2 separate regions of the Homo sapiens genome follow, and region 2 is linked to region 1. The links are chromatin contacts, found by POLR2A ChIA-PET in ENCODE. All regions are on one chromosome and are shown on one strand. Each heading gives the region's core, a stretch centred on a gene start or an enhancer-like site at or near the end of the contact. The rest is flanking DNA. Distances are from core to core; before and after follow the strand shown. Region 1 overlaps BABAM2 (BRISC and BRCA1 A complex member 2). Region 2 overlaps BABAM2 (BRISC and BRCA1 A complex member 2).

What was found. ChIA-PET counts read pairs that join two places held with the same protein, here RNA polymerase II (POLR2A).
Region 2: POLR2A ChIA-PET joins it to region 1 with 51 read pairs in MCF 10A. The contact joins two enhancer-like sites. POLR2A ChIA-PET finds 5 or more read pairs at or near these places in 7 of 52 experiments (AG04450, MCF 10A, PC-9 and 4 more).

The regions. Positions count from the first base shown.
Region 1 is chr2:28,183,404-28,187,175 of GRCh38, reverse strand. All of the region lies in intron 7 of BABAM2 (BRISC and BRCA1 A complex member 2), which reads right to left. The region is part of intron 1 of LOC100505736 (a long non-coding RNA gene); the gene reads left to right. Among named protein-coding and RNA genes, the nearest start is that of BABAM2-AS2, 130 kb to the left of the region's middle. Within about 2 kb of position 1,840, at least 3 of the 41 ENCODE cell types and tissues checked have a DNase peak (open chromatin) inside an H3K27ac peak, as active enhancers do.
Region 2 is chr2:28,223,215-28,226,986 of GRCh38, reverse strand. All of the region lies in intron 7 of BABAM2 (BRISC and BRCA1 A complex member 2), which reads right to left. Among named protein-coding and RNA genes, the nearest start is that of BABAM2-AS2, 85 kb to the left of the region's middle. Within about 2 kb of position 1,739, at least 7 of the 41 ENCODE cell types and tissues checked have a DNase peak (open chromatin) inside an H3K27ac peak, as active enhancers do.

The sequences.
Region 1 (3,772 bases), core at 591-3,090:
TCACATACCATAGTTGCAGTAGCATGCACAATCAAAAACCTATGCCCCCATTATTAAAAATGTTGAATTCCGGCTGGGCGCGGTGGCTCACGCCTGCAATCCCAGTACTTTGGGAGGCCGAGGTGGACAGATCACGAGGTCAGGAGATTGAGACCATCCTAGCTAACACGGTGAAACCCCGTCTCTACTAAAAATACAAAAAATTAGCCGGGCTTGTTGGCGGGTGCCTGTAGTCCCAGCTACTCTGGAGGCTGAGGTAGGAGAATGGCGTGAACCTGGGAGACGGAGCTTGCAGTGAGCCGAGATCATGCCACTGCACTCCAGCCTGGGCGACAGAGCAAGACTCTGTCTCAAAAAAAAAAAAAAATGTTGAATTCCTTGTGATCCATGATGTTACAATAGATAGTACAGGCTAACAGGATATACTACCACTCTTCTTCACTACTGTTTCAATTGCCTTGCCTTGCTTCGCTTCGCTTCTCCATTTTCTCCTTCTTTCTTTCCTTTTCCTTTCCCTCTCTCTCACATACTCTCTCTCTTTCTCCCCTCTCTCTGTCTCTCTCTGTCTCTGTCTCTGTGTCTTTTTTGAGACAGGGTCTCGCTTTGTTGCCTGAACTCCTGGGCTCAAGCAATGCTCCTGCCTCAGCCTCCCAAAGTGCTGGGATTATAGGGGTGAGCCACCACACCCAGCCTTCTTTAGAATGTACTTCTCATCTTTCTTTTGCTCTCCATGTGGGTGATACCCTCTAAAGTGTAACATCCTCTAAAATGTTCCCATAAAGACAAAAATTCATACCACATACTTGTGAATTTGCTTTGAAACAATCCAGTGAAGGACATGGGGACTGTGAAGTGAGTGGGGTACAGGGCTAACCACAGATAGAAGTGGGATGATGGGTATCGAAGGTTCATTACACTATTCTACTTTTTACATATTTTTGGTATTACCCATAATAACTAGAATAAAATAAATACATTAGAAAAAAATTTACCACATCAACAGTTTGCCCTGAAAATATGGTGGTTAAGCTAAGGTCGGAATTAACCATGAATCTGCAAACATAACAGAAATGCATTACTTTGCATTCATGAGTCACTGTGTTTTGAAATAAGCCATGTCTTCAACTCTGCTTCATTCCTTAACATTCCCACACTAAGTCCTACTTTGGTGCTTTACAAGTTGGGTATCCACTAGCTTTTAAAGAAAGAAATCTGTGATCTTACAGGTAAGATCAACTCTTTCAGCAGGCATTTTAAACTGCCACATTTTAAAATAACTTTTATGAAAAAGATATATTTAAAAGAGCACGATTCCTGGGCTCAAGTGATCCTTAGCCTCCCAGTGGTCTTTGTAGATGGCCTGATGGAGTCTCATGGCACAAGAAGATTAAACAATGTCTCTAATTTTCATAAATTTCTGCAATTCAAAAAAAAAAGAGCAAAAAAAATAATTCTTCAAATACTTGTGCAATGACAGAAATGTGGTGATCCAGGTAACTTGCTTTAGTTTCTAAATACTTCATCTCACTCTCTTTTAATGATAATTAAGATCTCATGCACTGACGCTGGCCAAGGGGATTACTTATACAAAAAAATGCATCGAGATAAAAGTCTCAGTGAAAGGAACAGAACCCAAGGCCTAGTATATTTTCAATATGACTCGAGTTTAGTATTGCAGGAATCCAAGTCAGCTCCAAAACTGTGCCCAAGGATGTTTCTGGCAGACGTGCAATCTGGATCATCCACGAAGCTATTTAAAATTACTTGAGATGTTACCACGACAGATTTTAAAGATCAAAACACAGGTGTGTATCAGTGTTGCACAATTCTGTGGTAAGGGAGAACATGAGATCATTCCACCTAGAAACAGACCCAAACACAAACATCCACCTGGAGTTCAGGTGTACGGCTGTCTGAAGGCAGATGAATTTATCTCTGGAGTTTTGTTCTGCTATAAATATGCTCAGATAAGAAATGGGGTTTTAATATATTAATGTTACTTTAAATTGGGTGGGTCTTTTTAGCTGACAAGCATCTTATGTACCTGCCTTTATGCTATTTTTAACCTCTTGAAAGGCTTATTTCTCAATATAAATGGGTTATAGTCACCATAGTTTAAATAGCCTTATTTATTCTTTGCAGCTTCAGTAAACTTGTGAGAGTAACATAAAAGTTTCAGGATAGTCAAGGCACAAATCTTTTCCATTTCATTATGAACCAAGAAAAAAATTATCAAGATAAAGTCTTAAGAAAATAAGTGACTTAATTAAAGCCATCTCATGAAGTAGTATACGCACTTTACCTAATGATTCATTTAACATTAAATAGTTCCTACATAAACTACCTGGGGAAAGGATTATAAATCATGCTGCTATAAAGACACATGCACATGTATGTTTATTGTGGCACTATTCACAATAGCAAAGACTTGGAACCAATCCAAATGTCCATCAATGATAGACTGGATTAAGAAAATATGGCACATATACACCATGGAATACTACGCAGCCATAGAAAAGGATGAGTTCATGTCCTTTGTAGGGACATGGATGGAAACCATCATTCTCAGCAAACTATCGCAAGGACAAAAAACCAAACACTGCATGTTCTTACTCGTAGGTGGGAACTGAACAATGAGAACACTTGGACACAGGAAGGGGAACATCACATACCGGGGCCTGTCATGGGGTGGGGGGAGAGGGGAGGGATAGCATTAGGAGATATATCTAATGTAAATGACAAGTTCATGGGTGCAGCACACCAACACAGCACATGTATACATATGTAACAAACCTACACTTTGTGCACATGTACCCTAGAACTTAAAGTATTTAAAAAAAATACCTGGAGAGAGAGAGACAGAGAGAGAGAGGGAGAGAGGGAGGGGGGGAGAGAGAGAGAGAGAGAGAGAGGGAGGGAGGGAGGGAGAGAGAGAGACACAGAGACAGAGACAGAAAGACAGACATGCATCTGGAAAATTGAACAATAGGAGGCAGTCCTAGTTCTTGATGCCACAATGGTCCTGGATCTGTAAAGTTTTCACGGTAAGCCAGAGATTTATTTTATTTTCAAAAGAAGGCTAACAATAGTCAAAGTGTTACTGATCCATGTGAGCAAGTGTGTACTTATCTCCTATGCCCAAATGCAAACTTTCATTGTTCAACAAACTAGGAGTTAGTTTTGTGTGAATACAAGCATGAAGAAAAGAGTTGTGTGTGTCTCTATGAGCAAATAACAACACTCTGACTCCCTGATGCTAGGTCTACCCAAAGGAGACGAAAAACAACTATGGAAAGGAAAAGCACATACACAAACATAAACAGGACATGCATGTTGTATACCACCATTTGGTTAACAGATGCTGGTGTCTGCCCTCCGCTCTCACAAACGAGTCAATGTACGTGTGTGTGTGTGTGTGTGTGTGTGTGTGTGTGTGATCTTCATCCAAAAGTAACATAAAATTCTGTGTGGCTGGTTTGACAGTGTGTCTGCAAAATCTATGTAAGAATTCTAATGGAGCAAACACCTGCTGAGCCTGTTTGGATGCTGTCTGAACCAGTGATGGGGGAGTCTATGATAAGGTGGCTGAGCTGGAGAATGTTGTTTTTTGTAAAGTAAGCCCAGGCACCATCATCTGTCCCACTGGGCAGCTATTGCTCGCTTACTTCAGGCCTCACTATTATATGACCTTCATTTACATTGAGGGAAGAAATATGTTTTGTAAATTTTTTTTTGGAGATAGAGTCTTGCTCTGTTGCCTAGGCTGGAGTGC
Region 2 (3,772 bases), core at 490-2,989, 40 kb before region 1:
TACTCCCATATCCACCTCATCTCAGAAAATGGCAGCTTCTATCTCTTGGTTCCCAGACCAAAAACCTCTGTCATTGCTGACTCCTTTCTCTCACACCCCATAGTCAATTGGCCTGGTTGGCCTAAGAGGCGCCCACTGAGAGCAGGGCTCAGAACCTACTGAACTTCTCACTGGGGCTAAAACCTCCCTGGATAAGCTGGGGCAATTTCACCTCAGGGCACTGGCCCAGTTCTCCTGCTGTTCTCTCTGCCTGGAACTCTTCCCAGCCATTTGCGGGGCGGGCTTCTTCACCTGCTTCAGGTCTTACTCAAATGTCAGCTTCTGAGTGAGGCTTCCTGAACCATCTATTTAAGATAAGCCCCTTCCATCTCTGGTACTTGGTCTTCTGTGTTGTCGTTTTCTCCGTGGCATAAGACATTCTACACGTATTCACTCATCATCTCCCCCCATGACTCCTCACTAGAATATAATCTCCTCCAGAATGAGGATCTGCCTCTGTTTTGTTCACTTTTATAACCTCATTATTCTTAGCAAGAATAATGCCAAGCATATTAGACACTTAAAAAATATTTGTAGTATTAAAGTCCAATGAATATAAAAAAGAGATGGAAGTCAAATTTCTAAATGAACATTAAAAGCCAATAAATGTATATATCTTTATGGAAATAGTCATTATGGAAAAGAAGAGTTTAACGGTCTTGGAAAGGGATTGGCAAACTTTTTCAGTAAAAGGCCAGGTAGTAAATATTGTCATCTTTGCATCCATAATGCCTGTATTGCAGCTACTTAGCTCTCCTGCTGAAGTGCAAAGGCAGCCGCAGATAATATGTAAATGAATGAGCACGGCTGTGTTCCAACAACATTTTGTTTATGGATACTAAAATTCAAGTTTCATGTAATTTTTACGAGTCATGAAACATTATTATTTAAATATTTTTCTAACCATTTAAAAAATGTAAAAGTCATTCTTAGCTGTGGGCTGGATTTGGCCAGGAGGTTTTAGTTTGCTGACTCTTGATCTAGGATTATAGAAATATTTGACAGTTCTACAGATGCTGAAAGTACGAAAAGTATCCAGGAAGAAATATAGGCAAACCCCACCCCCCTAGAATAGGTTATTAGCAAAAATGAAAAGAGGCCCTTTGGTCAAACTTCTTAGAAGCTATATTCCATCAGCAGGTAAACCACAGGAATTAGCTTTTTTCAGGCAAGGGTGAGGTGAGCATTAGGCAACTCGTGGACTGTGGGAGTTCTCACAACCATACTAGATTGTAACTGTGCAAGAGGGAGCTATTTATATGATTTTGAACGAAGCTTGAGGCATATTCTGGTGCTTTTTAACTTCTATGTTAGGTGAAAAAGCTGCCTACAAAAGCCTTCCTCCCACCCAAAATACTAGCTGTTAGTTGGTGACTGATCCTCAGAAATATTAACATGAATCATATATGCTCTTTTCACAGTGCAAAAAGAGATAATTTTAACACTCAGAAAATGTCATAAACCACACAATAGAGAAGCTATCCAGCCTTCAAATTGTAAATAAATAAAATCCTGTTCCTGCATGGAAGCCTCTTCCTCCTTTCGATTCTGATGCTTCCTCCTCTGGATTCTGATGCCTGCAGGGCTGGCTGGTGTTAACCGTGTTCAGTCTGATGCTGAAGGCAGCCTTTGCTCTCCATCCTTCCTCCCTGGCGCCCACCCTTGTTAGCCCGACTGTCTTTGGGAACCCATAGCACTCAGCCTTGCCCTTTCTCTAGCTGCTGCTCTTCTCACCTACAGACAGCTTGTGGCTGCCCTGTCTCTACTGCGATCAGCCCGGGTTGGCCTAAGCAGCACCAGCTGAGAGCAGGGCTCAGCCTTTATCCAGGCTTCAGGAAAGAACCCCTGAGTTAATTTTCTTCTTCCTACTTGGAGAAACAGGTATTTTTGTCTTTGATCCCTAAGCTCTGTTTTCTTTCTCTTGTTACTAAACAGTTCACTCCCTATCCACTCTCCTTTTTTTGCAACTTCATCATTTTTCCACATTGCACCGTTTGGCACAGGAGAAGGAAAGAACCACATCAAATAAAGGAATGCAACCACAAAAGCTGCCTTGAGAAACAGGGCCCCAGATTTTTTTTTTTTTTTTTTTTTTTGTCAATTTACCGTTTTTGGACTTGTTCTCCCATAATCAAATCCTCCCTATCGTGCTAACAATGTGGTGGTGTGTCAAAACATTGGAATTCTGCTTCAATCAGCAACCCAGAGCTTAATAGGAAAATGAAGCAACAAAATGTTGCTCTTACTGTTAACCTTAGGCTAGGCCTGTCCTTAGGATGGGGACTGTTTGCTTCTTTATGGTAAATGGGCCAAACGTTCAGTTTTGTGAGAGCTTGCATTGTCAGCAGAGGCCCACAGCAGTGTCTTGAGCACCATTCAGGCACGCTTCTAAAGCTCAAGTACCGCAAACTGAAGTACGAAGCATCCCACAATTTAGTAAGCCAGAGAAGAGTTAAGACTAAATTTGTTTGCAAAAATTTTAAAGACACATTCATTTTACTGGCAGCAAGTCAGGGGTCTGGCTCTATGACACTCATGTCTGCAGTTATCACAAAAGGGCTTGCGTGAAATTAAAGTGGTTGTTTTGTTTCTTGTTTTTAAATTAAAAATGTGTGCAATATGTAAACCATTTAGGGACAACAATAAGGTGCCACAATTCCAAACCAAAACATTTGCAAGTCACCACTCTATGTCCTCAGGGAGTATGTGATATAGTTAATGTTTCTAATATTCATCATCAATGAAAACATCAGTTACAGGTAGAGAATTTCTGATTTAGCAATTTTTTAATCTTTTGTGATTAACTGGGTAAATTAAACTGTTTGAAGGTAAGTATTTTTGTTGTTTTGGTTTGGTTCACATGGAGTCATGTGCCACTTTGGTTAATGTGGGAAATAGCCTCTTCTTCAACATCATCTGTTGCATATACAAGCAGTGAGTAGAAGTGTATCTGTCCCTGAACACCAAAGTAGTGTGACCTCCCTTCAGAGATTTCTCTTGGGGAGAGAGGAAGGGGTGGGAGGAGACATACCTTTTCTCCCACCCTTGTTCTAGCATAGCATATTGGAATCTCAGGGTGGAGAAATGTGTTATTTGAAAAGAAGGAAAAAAGCTCATAGCTGGTTCTGATATGGACTAAAAGGACAGACTACCTGACTGCCCCACCCCTGAGAAATGCTGTTTCAACCATACAGAAGGAATCTTCTATCCTCAGAAGTTAAAGACCTCAGTTAATAGGTAAAGTTGCTGCTCTTCTAATTTTGGCAACATTCAGCCTGGCCCCAGTTCTACCTTGAAGAGCCGAGTTATTGGTGTCATTCCAGTTGCCCATTGATCTTCCTGTCCCCTCTGGAGACCTCTACTCTCACTCCCACCACAGCTGCCCAATAAGCAGAGAGTACGATCAAGTCAAGGCGGTGAACAATGAAGGGAAGAAGGGCAGAGCCAGTTTAAGGGGCTGTAGGCAGGTGCTTGCTTGTAAGGACCCTCTCTCCTCCCCATTCTGCTGATGCAGCTCAGGTGCCAAGCCCGGGTGCCTGGCCCTGGTGCCAGCTACTGCCCCAGGAAATGTCCACAAAGGTGAGCATGGGGAGCAGGACACAGACACTGGATGGGGGCACTGTCCCCCTCTGCAGTGTGCTCCCCAAACCAGCTGGAAAGCAGGAGGAACCATTTTCTGGAGCAGACTGGGAAGAGGGAATTGAGGAGGCTATAAGTGTGGTTAGTGTTTTAA